Regions from separate parts of the Mus musculus genome. Here region 2 is linked to region 1. A link is a loop called in an ENCODE intact Hi-C map of the cell type or tissue named here. Cell type or tissue: left cerebral cortex. All regions are shown on one strand.

The links. Hi-C counts contacts between places; a loop is a spot of excess contacts. Peaks named below come from ENCODE experiments on the same cell type or tissue, not always from the same donor. Only the 100,000 strongest peaks of a DNase experiment are listed, where the experiment ranks them.
Region 2: it touches region 1 in a loop (2.2-fold over the local background); 3 of 42 quality-filtered maps call a loop at or near these places.

Annotation. Positions count from the first base shown.
Region 1 is chr5:113,466,761-113,474,760 of GRCm38, forward strand. Gm30812 (a long non-coding RNA gene) reads left to right here. Exons shown (of 3, transcript XR_389557.3): 2 at 6,786-6,940. Among named protein-coding and RNA genes, the nearest start is that of Gm30812, 6.0 kb to the left of the region's middle. In left cerebral cortex, CTCF peaks have their summits at 4,853 (motif pointing right) and 5,771 (motif pointing right); DNase peaks (open chromatin) are centred at 3,259 and 4,851.
Region 2 is chr5:113,576,614-113,584,613 of GRCm38, forward strand. It overlaps Wscd2 (WSC domain containing 2), which reads left to right. Exons shown (of 9, transcript NM_177292.3): 8 at 650-850. Among named protein-coding and RNA genes, the nearest start is that of Gm42002, 23 kb to the right of the region's middle. In left cerebral cortex, a CTCF peak has its summit at 3,847; DNase peaks (open chromatin) are centred at 1,086, 2,721 and 3,047; H3K27ac peaks cover 522 bases.

The DNA of each region.
Region 1 (8,000 bases):
GCCATCAGCCTTCCACTGTTAATCCACCTGCTGTCCAGGGTGAACCCAAGCCGGCCTCACCCGCAGCCCTGCTTAACCCTCTCGCTGCTCGGGATTGTCATAACCATCCCCACCATGGAGATTCCCCCAGCAGCTCCCACTACAGTAGAGGGAGAAAATCACCCAGCCCTGCCCACAGCTGAAGCCTGAAGCTCTGGGTGCTGTCTTCTGTCCCCCCCCCCCCCCACACACACACATATTCTTGGTGATATGGGGGTGTTGAGGTCATAACTCGGAGATTCATTTGCCCTGCTGGATTAAAAACCTCCACTGTGATTGGCCCCTGAAGCTTATCCCAGCCTTGCCCAAAAGTTAGATGCCTTACAAAGACTCTCTTCACACTACGGGCTAATAGATGGCCAAGGATTTTCATTTCGAGTTTCCCTTCCCACTGCCGGGCACTCTGCAGAGCTGCAAGCACGCCAAAGCTGGTTTAGCACTTGATGTTGCTTTGTTTTCCTGGTGAGCCTGTAAGATGCAGCTGCTGTCATAGCCATGGCACCAGAGGCTGGAGCTTCCATGGGGGACCCTGCTCAAAGTCACACTGCAATGCTGAATATGTGCTCTCTCTCTCTCTCTCCCTCTCTCTCTCTCTCTCTCACACACACACACACACACACACACACACACACTCACTCACTCACACACACACTCTCACAAACACACACATACACACTCACTCTCACACATGCACACAACACACACACACACTCTCACAAACACTCACACACACTCACACACACTCATACACAGCCCAGGTTTCGGTGTGCATGTGTCCAGCCCCTCCCACACCTGCTCCAGACCCTTCTTAGCAAAGATTCTCAGAATTCCCATAACTCCGTTAAAGAAGTACAACCCTGGATAGGAAGGATCATTGGTCCTGTCCTTCCATCTCTGATTTCCTCCACAACAGAGGTCAGCAAGCCAGGATCCAGACCCACCAGGCTGTAAATAAGGCTTTATTTAAACAGGCTTAGCCACAGGCAGTACTTAAGCGTTTTGTGTGCTGCCTAAGAGGAAAAGGCAAAGACACCCACTTCATAATAAGAGCTCTCTAGAGGCTCAGATTCCCAAAAGAGAGACAATGTATCCTAAGACATTTCAAAGCCAGGAGTCAGTCTAGAATGACAGTCGTGCTGACTAAGCAGTTGAAACATCTTAAGGTGAGCCCCTCCTCCATGCCTCTGCCTGACCTAGTGCTGCCGCCCTGTCAGGACCAGAGTCCTCACACAGATCGTCTGCCCCGTGTCCCGCACGCTGCCTGCTGGTCCGGAAGTTCTCCAGGACTGGGAAATTTAAGGGCTTATGGGAAAGTTAGGAAGTAAGACAGGCTGTTAGGTAAAACAAAGAACTCAGCCCACACAGGGAATCCCAGCTTGGGAGGCTCAGCAGGAGGATTACCTTGAGTTTGAAGCTAGGCAGGGCTGCACAGCAAGACCTCATCTCTGTAAGCCAAGGAAGAAAAAGAGCTGAGGGGGGAATGGGGACAGGAAACAGAAACAGAAAAACAGACAGAAGGGCAGAAAAGGAAAGAGGGTGGAAGACAGGAGAATGAGAGGGTATGGGGTGTGATGGGGGTGGGGGAACAAGCTCAGGGGATAGCTCCTACTCCAGAATGCTGAAGAGTTTTAAGAATCATGTGGCTCCAGGGACTCTCTGATGAGGGCCATTTTAGAAGAAGCACCGGAACTTTTGACCTGGCCCTGATGGCAGAGCACCAGTCTCAAGAAAAGATCACTGGTCCCTTGCTCCTTCCCACTGGGTGGGGCTGGGTCGTTGCGGGGCAAGCTTTGGAGATCACTTGCACCCTAGCTCTGCAGCTGACTAGCTATGGAGGACCCACCCTAAAGCTGCCTTCGTGCCTCGTGCCCGTCAGCCATCCAAGACCCTGCCTTATGGATGGAGAAACTGAGGCTTCTTTGCCATGGCATGCCTCTGGCCATAGAGGGTCTCCATAGTGGGGAAGTTGCCATGGTGATGCAGTCTCTTACTCGGGTGGAGTCTGGTTTCATTACCCTTAGCATGGGGTCCACAGAGGCTGAGGCAGCCACACCCCCTTCCTCACCACAGCTCCAAGGAGAAAGATGTTAACCAAATATCCTCCATGCTGTAAGTAATTGGAAGTCATAGTGAACTGTAGCCAGGGCTGGTTACGCCTCTGACCAAACATAGTTTATTTTGAGCATCTGTGACTGTTATTAATAAATAAGAGCTCTAGAGTTCATTGCTAAACCGAGACCCACTCCTTTACCACACTAGGTTCAGGCACGACAAACAAAATCACGCCACGCAGACACCCACCCTAACCTGAAGGAGTCGACCTACTTGAACCCAGCCCAAAATCTTTTGTTAATGTCTCCCAGCTCCATCATGCGTTTCTGCCTGCATTGGATACTGGAGCTGGTGGAGATGAGCTCTAGAGAAGGAATGGAGGGAGTACCATCCCCCTCGCCAGCTGCTGAGTGCCTTCAGTGAGTGGGGGGGGGGGGGTCCTAGAATGAAAATTGAAAACAGCAGAGGTCCCTCTGGGCAGGACATTCCACTCCTTTAATGCATCTTTCCCAAGCCCACATGGTTTCTCATCAGCCACAGCCCTGCACATCACAGGCTCATAAATGCTGTTTCCCTTGCCAATGATTGGCTGAGAGTGAGCATGTGACTCACTATAGCCAATGATTGGCTGAGAGTGTGCATGTGACCCAGTATAGCCAATGATTGGCTGAGATTGAGCATGTGACTCAGTATAATGCGGAAGACACCTAGGCTCTTTCGAAAGACTAAGTCCATTAGCGAGGCCACCCAAAAGCCCACACACTCGGCTGGAGCTAAGGCCAGGTGGTTAATAGCACATCCCGCTCTTGCAGAAGACAAAGTTCACTTCCCAGCTTCCACATCAGGAGGCTCATGGTTGCCTGTGACTCCAGCTTCAGAATACACACACACACACCTTAAAACATCTTAAGAAGGAAGGACACCCCCCCCAACTATACTCTGGGAGCTTGGAGTGGATAGAACCCCGCAGAGGGGAGTCATACTGCCAGAAGATTCCAGTGGATAAACAGGCAGAGTGCAGCCAGGTGGGGATGGCGCTCATTTGTTCTGCCCAGTCTACACCCAAACGCTGCTCTAGTACAGACTTCCTTCCTGGGTCACTCGGCTTCCTTCACTTGACCCCACAGCATCACAATCACAACTCTGTCTCTGTAGAACAGTGAGGGCACAGAGCAGCAGGCACGCTGCCCAGGGTGACACAATGGGATCTTCTACCATTGCCCCAGAATCCTCTGCCTTCACCTCCCTCCACCAGAACTGACACATAGCCGAGCCCTAAGAATGGACATTCTGACAGTTACAGCCATTGAGTAGCCAAGGTGGCCTGTGCTGAATGCTGAGGGAATGGAGACCCAATCCCCAAAGAAGGAAGGGAAGACAGCAATGACAGAGTATGATTGACAGGTAGGAGAGATCACAGGGGCTGGTCAAGGCTTTGCCAGCCACCGTGCCTGGGGCAGTGATACTGTAAAAAACATGCCTGACATTGAGACGGCATGGTCTCTTCCTGCTGTGGGTGGACCATATCCAGTCACCTGTCAATCCCTTTGCTAGGGAAATAGGAGTAGTTGTCAAACATTCAATGTGTCCTTGCAAGGTGCTCCGGGGAGGACTCCAGGTGGTCCTAACGATGATAACAGAACAGCATAGAATCACACTGCACAGTGCTGGCCCAAGTCACCATCAGCTGTGTGGCCTCAGCCATTCCCTGTCCTCTGAAGGCTGTTCACATGTCCTTCTGTGAAATCATGGGAAATTCCTTGACTCTATGATGAAGATGTCAGGAAAGAAGATGGAGCCCTCTGCCCCCAGCTACAACCATGACTGTGCTTTCTCGTTCCATGGCTCCGGGGGGGGGGGTTGTCTCTCTAAAATCTTCTTTGAAGAGGTTCCTGATACTAAAAAGGGGGACATGGAGGAAAGGGTGAAGGGGATGAGGAGGAAGAGGAGGAGGGTGAGAAAGAAGACAGAATAGGAAGAAGAGGCGACATGGAGAAGGGAGTGGGGGGCGAAAAAGAGGAGGAGGAAGGGAGAGAGGGGAATGTGGAAATGGGAAGGGTGCCCACCGCCCACGGGGCAGGGTGAGAGGAAGCAATAGAAGAATAAGAAGGGGAGGAAAGGGATGGGGGGGTGGCAGGGAGAAGAGAGACAACTCGAGAGGAGGGAAGAGGGGAAGAGAGAAAAGGGAAAAGTTAGAAGAGGTAGAGGCAGGGTAAACAACACCAGCTCAGAAGCCCCTGGTAGAAGATTTTCTGTTACTCGGTGGCTGTACTGGCTGGTTTTGTGTGTCAACCTGACACAGGCTGGAGCTATCACAGAGAAAGGAGCTTCAGTTGGGAAACAGCCTCCGTGAGATTCAGCTGTAGGGCATTTTCTCAATTAGTGATCAAAGGGGGAGGGTCCCTTGTGGGTGGAGTCATTCCTAGGCTGGTATTCTTGGGTTCTATAAGAAAGCAAGCTGAGCAAGCCAGGAGAAGCAAGCCAGTAAGAAACATCCCTCCATGGCCTCTGCATCAGCTCCTGCTTCTTGACCTGCTTGAGTTCTTGTCCTGACTTCCTTTGGTAATGAACAGCAATATGGAAAGTGTAAGCTGAATAAACCCTTTCCTCCCCAACTTGCTTCTTGGTCATAGTGTTTTGTGTAGGAATAGGAACCCTGACTAAGACAGTGGCTAAGGGCACCATCTTAGAAGTCTCCCCAGGCCTGGATCCTCTGCTGCCAGACAAGAATGTAGCCTTTGCTCTGACCCTGGCCAGGAGGGGGCGCTGGAACTCCTTTCATTTTGACAGTCCAGGAGGGTATTTAATTTGCACTTTCCTAACGCTGGGGAATGTGAGCATCTTTTCCTTTGTTTCTTAGCCACATGGATTTTGTCCATAAAATCCTAACTTTCCCTCTTCTCTTTTCTTCTTTTTTTCTTTTCCTTTTTTCTTTTTTTGCCATTTGTCGCGTGTGTGTGTGTGTGTGTGTGTGTGTGTGTGTGTGTGTTTAACACTGTGGATATAATCATAAATCTAATATAGTCATGCAATATGGATTTTTTAAAAGATATTTATCTTACTAGTAGTCCAGGCTGGCCTTGAACTTATAAAAATCCTCCTGCCTCAACATCTGAGAGGGCTGGGATTTCAGGTATGAGCTACCATGCCCTATATATAGTGTGGATTTTAAAAATCTTTTACTGGCTTTTGCTTTGTTTTTAATCTCATGATAAGGGCACAGACTGTACTATCCTGGGAGGATTAAACAGCTTAATTTGGGATTCCTGGTGTATTATCAGATAGTTTATTCTGTTACTGACCAGCTCAGAGCACAGGGATGTGGTTCTGTGGTTATTCGGATATGTGCGCATCTTTGGAGTTGGTTACAATCCTAAGGCCAGGCAAAGTGATCTGTAGGAATTCCCCGTGAAGAGGCACTCAAAACCTGGAACCTGGCTGACCTGTGTCTACTTGGTTGAGAAGTGGGTGGCATGACTGATCCACGCTGGGCACTATGCTCTAGAGGCAGCATCAAAGATACGCTCATCCCTGGGAGGTGGAGGCCAGTGGGAATTCTCTATGAACAAGAGAAATTAGCAAGGTAGCACCTGTGAATCATCTCGGCTGGTCAGTCCTGCCAGGGACACCGCTTGTGGCAGAAGCAGACCTCACCAAACATGAGCCGGTATCCGGGTCTCTGGTTGCTGGGTTACACCAGCAGGGAGCGCTGGGTTATATCAGCATTGGTTGCTGGGTTACACCAGCATGCACTTGTACCATTTTGTATCTATTTCTCGTTCTGATGAGGCTACTGTGTAACAAATAGCCCTAGAAAGGTTGGAGATAAACAGCAACAGTGTGGCAGCATGGCCAGCCACTCTGATTTGCTGTTCTAAATAAGCTTTCTTAACCCTCTGGGCTCATCCAACCAACAGCAGGCTCTTTTTCACCCATCTTCTATGGTCCTTAGACAAACAAACAGCCTGGGTGTGGTCTCCTGGTGTGGACAAGGGCACCAGCAGGATTGAGCCTTTTCTTGCCCCGGTGTGAGCAGTTCACCTTCACTGTGACTCCAGTGGGTTTGTGGTCACCTGGGAGACCCGAATGTGTCTGTGAGGATGTTTCCAGAGCGGAGTGAAGACCCACCCACCCTCCACTCACAGCTCTTAGGTATCAAGGGCTAAATAAAAATGTGATGAGCTGAGCGCTGCCATTCATCACTTCGTGCTTCCTGCCTACAGATGCTAAGTGACCCTCTGACTCATGCTCCTTCACCACCATCTCCCACCATCACCGCGACCTCCCCCACCATGATGGAAAACACCCTCAGACTCTGAGCTGGGGTCAACCCTCCCTTCCTGAAGTTGCTTTTGTTGGGTGTTTGTAACAGCAGCAGGGAAAATGGAGGAGGGGTGGCACATGGGGGAGGGGTAGTTTAATCCCAAAGCCAAGGACAAGAGTCATGGACAGAGAAGGTACTGGGGTCTTTGCTGCTGTGATCACAGCAGTGCAGCAGGCAGGCTACAGAAACAGGTCTGGATGGGACCCACCATTTGCTGCTGAGGTTTTACATGGGATCCCTTCCCAGAAATCCCCCCACCCAGCCCTAGGTCACACCACAACCTTCTTGCTTTCTCTCAGCTCTTTGCCAAGGGACAGAAATCTCTGCAGTGCGGCCCTCCTGCTGCTAATGGCTTCTCTGTCTCTCTTAGGGATTGTGCACCAGGAGACCTCACTAGCTTCTTCTGATGATGTTCTCAGTGCCCCCAGTCCTAGCCATGCAGACGACAGTGACACAGCTCTGCAGCTCCTTTCACAGGGACTCCACAGCCACTGTGTCTTTTTCCTGATCACTGGCAAGCACTGGGTAAGTGTTATATGGTTCGCCTTTCTCACTGTGAGCACCAGCAAGGTGTGGATTGTTTCCATGTCAAGACAAACGATGGCTGGCTCATCAGGGTTCAGCAGAAAATGGAGAAACTTCTGCCCCTGGATTCTTTCTAACGGTCTGAAGGCTCAGGATCCTGCATGTGACCCACCCTGTTTGGACTTGGATGGAGTCTCCTTGACTGTTGCTAATGCAAGTGACAATGGAGGGATGGAGATGTCCAAGGGGAGGGAGTGGTTGACTTAAAGGTGCCAGGGCCTGTGGATGCAGGAGGGGACTCTGGAGTCTTTTCACCTGTGCAGAACAGCCCTGCTCAGAGACAACAGGGCACATGAGCATTGATCGTCAGCTTCTGTGGAATCTGCCCTGAGAAAAGGAAGGAGCCGCCAACCTAGAACAGAAGCTCCCCCTAGTTCTATGTCATTGGCAAGTGACTAGACCTCTCTGGGCCTTGGCCAACTTACCTGTAATGTAGATTCAGTGGTCAACATTGTTCCTCAACTTGACTGGATTAGAAACACCCAGGGGTTTGGTAAGCCCACTTCTGGGTGTGTCTGTGAGCTGTTTTCAGAGACCTTAGATTGACAGTCTGATCCAATTGATGGACCAATGACTTCATAGAACGATAGGCTGCCAAGTCAAGAGTTGGACTGGAGGGGTGTTCTTGGGATCTCGGTCCTCTTCTTTCACAGCCCCCTCCTGTTCACCAAGAATTAGGGTATAACCTCTACCAGGCTCTCCCAGCTCTTGCTGCCATGTTCTGCCCAAGTGCTCAAGCCGAGCGACTAGGGACTGAACCCTCTGAAAACAGAAGGCATGCGCTAAGCCCAGTCCTTTCCCCTTTAAGTTTTTTGTGTGAGGCATCTGTCACAGGCACAATGAGAACTTAACTAATGCCACGGCCCAGCGGCTCAGCCGTGGGTAAGAGCTGTGAGCTCACACTCAGGAAGTTGGGCTCAGAATCCAGTCTCCCACAAACAGCAGCACCACCCCTTTAGATACACAGAGTGGGGCTCTCTGGGCAGTCTGGAGGAAAAAG
Region 2 (8,000 bases), 110 kb after region 1:
ACCGAAAAAAAAAAAAAAAGAAAGAAAGAAAGAAAGAAAGCAAACAAACAGGGGTGTGGGGGGCGGGGGCTCTGGTGGGGAATTCAACAACATTCCTCAGAGAAGCCAAGCACATTGTCCCTCATCAGGGACATAAAATTCCTCCAGCAAATGTTCTGCCTGCCAAACGGCACCACTCCCGTCTACTGAGCATTTAGACTCTGGAGTATGTATTTCTCCACCAGTGTGGTTTATTTTCAATCTCCACAGTGTCATGCTAGGTTGAGACCATGATGGTGTCCAAGACACAGCATCTTAGGCCTCCCTGACACAGGGAAGTGACTTTCCATACTGTCACCATTGGTGACATCATGAATGCCTTCCTTCGGGTGCTGGAAAGTTTCCTTTACTGTTTTGTTGGTTTTGGTTTCTGGAGATTGGAGTCCCACACTATAACCAGGATGGCTTGGACCTCAGGACCATCTCCAGCATGGGCATATCAGATGTGAGACCTGTCCGCAGGTGCTCAGAATACACACTGGAAGGGAGGAAGGGCTAAGTGAAGAAGATGGTGAGGAAGCACAAGGTGGTGTGTGTGTGTGTGTGTGTGTACTTCTTACCCCACCCCCACCTCCCCAGCTTCTAACTTCTCGGCTCGGGTTGGGCACAGGGTTCAAAGGTGAGCGGGACCACTGGCGAAGCGGGCGGACCATCTGCATCAAGACCCATGAAAGCGGCCAGAAGGAGATCGAGGCCTTCGACGCAGCCATTCTGCTCATCCGCAACCCCTACAAGGCCCTCATGGCTGAGTTCAACCGCAAATATGGAGGCCACATAGGCTTTGCCGCCCACGCCCACTGGAAAGGCAAAGGTGACAGGAGGGAGGGTCGTGGACAGTGTGAGGTGCGGGTAATCAGCAAGGAGCTCTTAAGAGAGCTGTGCAAAGCAGCAGTTCTGAGCAGCAGAGGCACCCGAGCACCAGTAGCTAAGGATTCTGACTTTCTGGACTTGGGGAGGGGGTGATAAAATTGTGGGGTGCAAAAGCCTGGGTAGTTCACCCTCTTCCCAGCAGCTATGGTTCTTGCTACAGTGACAGAGGCACTGCTAGTCGAACCCAGCTGGCATGGATTGCCACGAGGCACTGCTAGTCGAACCCAGCTGGCATGGATTACCATGTTTGTGGGTCCTCTCCTGGGTATGGCACGGTCTGTGTCTAGCCCCAGCCTATGTGATTGTGTGAGCCTACGGCTGTGTGACCAGTTATCACTGTAATGAACCTGCTGCATTCAGAGAGACCAGTGGATCCGCTGGTGTCACAGCAAGCAGGGCCCTATGCTAGGTGAAGAGGCAGGCTTGTGTCAATGAGCAGACAGGGGCTGGAACACGGAATTCAAACCCATCTGGGTCTGAGCCGAACCCTGGTTCTCTCTTTACTAACGAGGAACCGGACAAAGACCACTAAGGTCACAGGATACACAGCAGTCAAGCTAGCCAGCTCTCATCTTCCCAGGCTTCCTGGGGACTGAGAGAAGGGGAGGAGGGGTTATCAACTGGTCTCTGAGCAACCCCTCTCTCTGTCAAACCCTCAAGGAACTAGGGAAGAACTGTTCTTGTGGCAGGGTATATAGGCTTGGTACGCACCCCAGGTCTGCTGAGCTAGGATCCCAACCCAAGCACTGATCGATACCCCCACACCAGCCTCCACGTCCCCAAGAGTATACTTTCCCAACAGCCACCTTGCTAGCCTGTTTCCTTATTTAAGACCCCTGAACCCCTAGACCAACACCAAGTCAGGGCATTGAGCCAACTCAAAACCAACAGAGGGCGAGTAGAGGATCAGTCCACGTTCATCTCATACTGGGGCTATATTAGCCCCAGAAACCCCTCTCAGGTCAAGAGCGCTCTCCCCAGAACAGGGCCCCCATTCTCCACCCCACCCACCCATTCCTCTCCTTGACACCCTAGGCACCAGAACAACAGGGGGGCTCATTAGCAATGTAAATCATCAGGCTCCACTCCAGACTACACATATGTGCGCGCGCACACACACACACACACACACACACACTTCACTGCCTGAAACCCTTACTGCTCATATGTGGCTGGGGACCAGCTGCGGCAGTGTCATCTGGGAAACTTGAGGGTCTGTGTCCAACCAGATTCCTCAGGGGCTCCAATGCTCTCACAGGTTTTGAGACCTGCCTTGGGACACCCTGACCTGGGAGAAGCAGAGGCTACGTAGCCACCGAGTGTGTCCAGTCCCTGTGGTCCTGTCCTCTCCTGATCAGAGCCAAGAGATAAGCCTCCCCACCCCCCATGACTTTCGTTCTATAACGTTAATTTTACAGCCCCTCTGGAGCAGGACGGAGGCGAAATTTTATGTGATATGATTACACAAGGTGAATTGTCCTGGATCTGTTTAATGAAACAGATCCTGTGTTTAATGACTCCGTGGGGAACTGGCACCAAGAAACCATTAATCAGGGCCTGGTTCCTCCTGACGACAAGAAGCTGGAGTGAAGACCGCCAGGCTGTGCACAGACAGGTGCACCCTGCGGCTCCTCAGGGTACCTTTGTTTCCAGATTTGTGGGTGCTGACCAATTATTACCAGGAGCCCTGAGCTAGCAGAGGGCTTTTTGTTTCTGTTCTCCTTTGCAATGGAGTCCTTTAGGAGCTTTGAGAGGTGGGGGTTGGAATAGTGTGGGCGCGCATCTGGTATGGGAGAGCTCGGGACAGCTAAGGGAGCTGCTATGCTTTTGTGGGGAACTCAGGCCAGCAGGAAGGCACATGTGGGGAGTCTCAGGAAAAGCTGGGAGCTGCCATCAGCAGGGATTGTCCTAAGCAGCAGTTACTCTTCTGCACCTGGTACTTCCTCAGGATCTTTGCAAAGCTTATCATCCTAAGATATCAAGGCTGCCTGTTTGCAAATCAGTACACAGAAACCCAAAGAGAGCAAATAGCACCAACAAGATCACCCAGTGCAGGTGGAGAAGAACAGGGTCTCCAGCCCTGGGCACCTGACTGCAGAGTCATCTATAGACAGCCCCCCTAGAACAAGAGCTGCAGGCGATAGGATCAGACGCTCATCTTGACACACCAGGCAAATGTCTTCAAGAGGGTTACATATGGCCTCACCTGAAGTCTAGATCTGTGGGGTGCTAGGTGACCTCACCTAGGGGTTCTTCTTGGATGGTAGTAGCTGTCCTGAGTCACCGAGGATACCAGGAGGTGATCAGAACTAGGGACAGGCTGACGGAGAGGGAAGGAGCCCCTGTGTATGCTTAAACTTTCCCTAATCTCCCAGATACATCTGGTCCTAACCCATTATAACAGTACGGGCCCAATTAGTCAGCTGCCTTGTAAATAATCTATTTGAAGAATAAAAAATAACCTGTCGTCAGCATAAATATTTCTCAAGCAGCCGCGGGATTTCAGGAGGGGACTGGGAGGGGCGTCTAAGGACAGCTCCGATGTGTTCTGTCAGGAACAGCAGCCCTTCATCACGGTGCAATTTAGCTGTTGGAAATTTCAATTTAGTTCAGCAGCGAATCCCCCCACCCCCAGCTCCTGCTGGGTATCAGGCTGTGGGAAGGAGCCAGGGATAAGGCTGGTCGTGGCAGGAGAGAATCAGGGCCAGAGTGTAAGACAAGGTGGACTGGATGGTGTTTCCCTGCTGTGGGACCTGTTCACTTTACCTGTCTGGGCCTCAGTTTCCCTCCTGGTGATGAACATACGGTAGTTTCCAATGGGGTGGTTGGTAAGGATCTGTCGCCTAGCAAGGGGATAGGATTGAGGAGGCTTGTAAGGTCCCCCAACCAAGCTGGAGAGACTCACCGGTCTCTTATGCGCTGCTCCCTCTAGAGGGACTGAGGAGAACTGCACCCTCTGCCATTTAAGCCCCCAGTGTGCTGCCTCTTGGAATTCTCCAGCTCTCCACTGCGTTGAGGCTGTTTGCAGCATCCCGTGCCCACCTTTGGCCGCCTCCCAGCTTCTCTCCCACCTGAGCCTCAGCAGCTCTCCCTGAGATCGGCTCTACAACTACCCCTAAGTTCATGCCATGTAACCTATCTAAGGCACCCTCCCAGTCAGGTGACTTTCTATCACATAGCAAGATGGCTGATGAGCACCCCCAAGAAGAGACAGTCCATGACAGTTTGAGTAGAGAGACCACAACAAGAGACTTAACAACAATCCTAACCCCACCCCCAGGGGCTCAGGGTGCGGTGGAGACAGATGCGTAAGCAGGGTGACCACACAGTAATGGCTCGCCCTGTGATCAGGAAGAATGAGGCCTGGGGAGCCCAAAGGAAGCCTGTGTGACCCCCCCCCCCGCCCCCCGCCAGGGGTGATGACGTCATACTTGAGAAAGCTCAATCAGTGAGGACAACAGCCACGAGTATTGAACAACTGCAGGGCTCAGGCCAATGTGAGCTCAGCCACGCCCTGTTTACAGCCCACCATTCCCTGTGAGCTGACCTTGCTTACAATACCTTGGTAGTAAAAGTCCCACTTGGCGCAGCCAGCCAGACCTCCCAGATCCTGCTCTGCCTCTCATTCTAAGTGATCTTAAAAAGCCCCTTGTTTATTCTATGCCTCAGTTTCCCATTCTGTTAAATGATGGCAAAGTAGTGATAGATACCTGTGGAGACTGAGTAGAGTTAACTCCTGCCTGCATCTATATAGTGAAAATACAATCACAATCCAGCAATACACCTTTATAATTAATATACTAATGGAAATCATAGACCTATGGTATGAATAAGTTACATAAATTATACATACCACAAACCTATTTTATAAGGCTGGGCATGGTGGCACATGCCTTTAATCCCAGGACTGAGGAGTCAAGGCAGGGGGATCTCGAGTGTGAGGCCAGCCTGGTCTACAGAGCGAGTTCTAAGCTAGCCAGGGCTACACAGCGAAACCCTGTCCTGAAAACAAAATCTATTTTATATATGTTTTATAAAATTTTCATAGTATAGTTTGGGAATATGTTGGAAGTACTTAGATATAACCTAATCTTTTAATCAGAATAGAGTCTTTGATGTGGTGCCTTCCTTTTTCTTTCTTTCTTCTTTCCTTCCTTCCTTTCTTTTTCTTTCTTCCTTCCTTTCTTTCTTTCTTTCTTTCTGTTTATGAAATCATCTAGTTTATCCTTTGAGGAAGGCTCTGTAACTTTAAATTTAGTTATCCCATTTAAAAGTATTTTACAATACTATGTGTTATTCATTAACTAATAGTCCAAATTGAATAAACAAATGTAAATGTTCACCAAAAAGTCTTACAACCATTATTGAATTTAGCAGGAACATTCCAGATAGACATAACTCTCTAAATAATTTTTAAATGACTAAAGCAATGACTGACTATTCAAAACACAAAGGCTTTGTTCAATTGGGGAACATTTAATCCCAGGTTTAAATGTCCATTTAGTCAAAGGATAAACAAAGGATTTGTTGTTGTTGTTGTTTTAAGTGTTTTTTGTTTTTTGTTTTTTTTTTGTAAAAATTATTAAGAACAAATCGATACTTAAAAAAAGCATCAAATTTATCTCAGGGTATTGAATTGACCTTAAGTTTTGTAGCTTCAATATTATTTTAACCTCATTATAACCATATACATTTTAAAAATCCTTTTGTGATATATTTTGATCTTATGATTATTATAAAACTTAGAAAACAATTTTAATGAGGTAATTTTAAAAGGAAGTTCAGGAAGCTATAATGTAAACCATAGGACATATGGAATCTTTAAGATCCAATAGTTAAAATCCAGGTAAAGGACACTGACTAAATTTAAATGAAATATTTGTTAGAGATTTAAGCCACTCTGACAAGTATCTTGAAGTGTTTTGCTTTTGGGTAAATTTTGGTTTTGGTTGTCACTAATGGAAAAAGCATTTCCTTTTATTGGTCTTTTCCAGGCATCAAAAGTATAAGACGTCCAGAGTACAACAGAGCTTAGCATTCATGACTTTATGAATCTTTTTAATTAAAAAGAGTCTAATAATTCCATTAAATATCTAATTAGAGTATAGCACATTAAGAAGATCTGTAAATTCTAAAATCTCTATGCCAACCCCAAAGTAAGTTTTTAAAATGACAATTCAAAAAATACATATTTAGGGTTTTTTTGCCAAGATACAGATCTTGAGGCCCCCCCCCCCCCACGTTTTGTTCCTTCACTTTTAAAGAGACAGTGATGCTCAAAGCTATTCCTGATATGCTGGTATGCATATAAACACTCATATAAACAAGACATGTCGAAAGCACAGACGTGAGCTAGCTTTTTAATCTCTGGGATAAAGATCTGTGTCTGGGACAGGATGGGATGGGGTGTGGAGAGGAGGGTTGGGGGAGGGCAGCAACTGTCACTAGGAAAAATGTATGCTAGAAAGGAGAGAGTATGTCATAGTTACTTCATAGCCCACGGTGATAAGGACCAAGGAGGTAACATCTTTATAAGAATCATATCCTGTTCTTAAAGTTATTCATGTTGTTTAAATGTTTAAATTTGAAGACATGCTAATTGTCCCAAAGAAAGATATAGGACCGGGGGGGGGGGGGGCTGGAGAGATGGCTCAGCGGTTAAGAATATTGACTGCTCTTCTGAAGGACCGGAGTTCAAATCCCAGCAACCACATGGTGGCTCACAACCATCTGTAATGAGATCTGATGCCCTCTTCTGGGGTGTCTGAAGACAGCTACCGTATATCTACATATAATAATAAATAAATCTTTTTTTTAAAAAGATATAGAACCATTGAAAGAGCCATTAAAAGAATAAGAAAGAGATTTAGTTAATGTGGTCACACTGGGTAGGGGGACAATGAGATCTGGCAAACCCCTCAAGTTTGTTTTTAGGGACCTGAAATAAAACCTGAGAGGGGTGAGTAGTCTGGTCCCTGTCTTTGTCTGGGCTTCAGACTTGTCTATAAGGTGTTACAATGTTGCCAGAACTCTCTGAAATCTCTCTCAGGGAGACACTTTCCCTTCCAGCTGGCAACCCTCCCCTCTCTCAGCATGAGCGTCCTGGGGGAGCTCCTATATCCTTAGGGTCCTTTGCTTCACAGTCTATTAGTCACATAGCTCTTGAGAATATCTTCATTTCTGCCAGACTGGTCACTTGGGGGATCAAGTTTTATGATGACAATGCCCAGAAAAGCCATGTGTTACTACAAATGACCCAGGGGCAGAGCTGGGTGGGTCTGAGAAATGTCTATGTTTGTGTCAGGGCCACTCATGACATCTAGAGAGTTTCTTGTTAGACCCATGGAAGCAAAGGAACACAGGACCTCACAGGAAAATTCAGGAAACTCCCCTTGAAGATGGGTCTCAGCTTAAGTCCCCAGGAGTGCTGGAGAGGGGCCAGAGACATTTGGTTACTGTTAATAGCCTGAGGGACGAGTCCCCCCAAGTTCAGGCCAAGCTGACATTTGGGGCTTTGAGGCTGAAAGGAAGACCCTTACCCATAAGCATGAGAGTTAAATGAAACAGGCTACTCAAAAGACTCAGACTAGGGAAAGGAAGGCGGGCCGGCTGTTTTTGGAGTTTGCCTTGGTTTTGACGGAAACCCCTCTAAGAAAGGTGGTGGTGGTGGTGGTTGATTTTGGTTTGGGGATTTATTTTGGGGTCTGGGTTTGTTTGGCTTGGGATGGTTTTTGTTTTTCTGGGGGGGGTGTTTTTTGTTTGTTGGGATTTTTTGTGATTTTGTTTTTGTTTTGGGTTTTTTTGGGGTTGGTTTTTTTGGTTGGGGTGGGGGCTTGTTTGTTTGCATTTACTTTGACTCACGTGACTCTAAGAGCTCCTTACTCTTCTGAGTTACCAATTTGATCACGTTTTTAGAGAGCGTTTTATGTTTTAGTTAAAGCGGCTGCTGATCTGTGATTTTTTTTTAAGACATTTATTGCCTAGGACTTTTGTTAAACGCAAAACCTACACCTGGAGGAGGAGAGTGCCTTGGTCATCTTTAGTCTACCCCGCCCCACCCCCTCACACACACACACACACACACACACAAA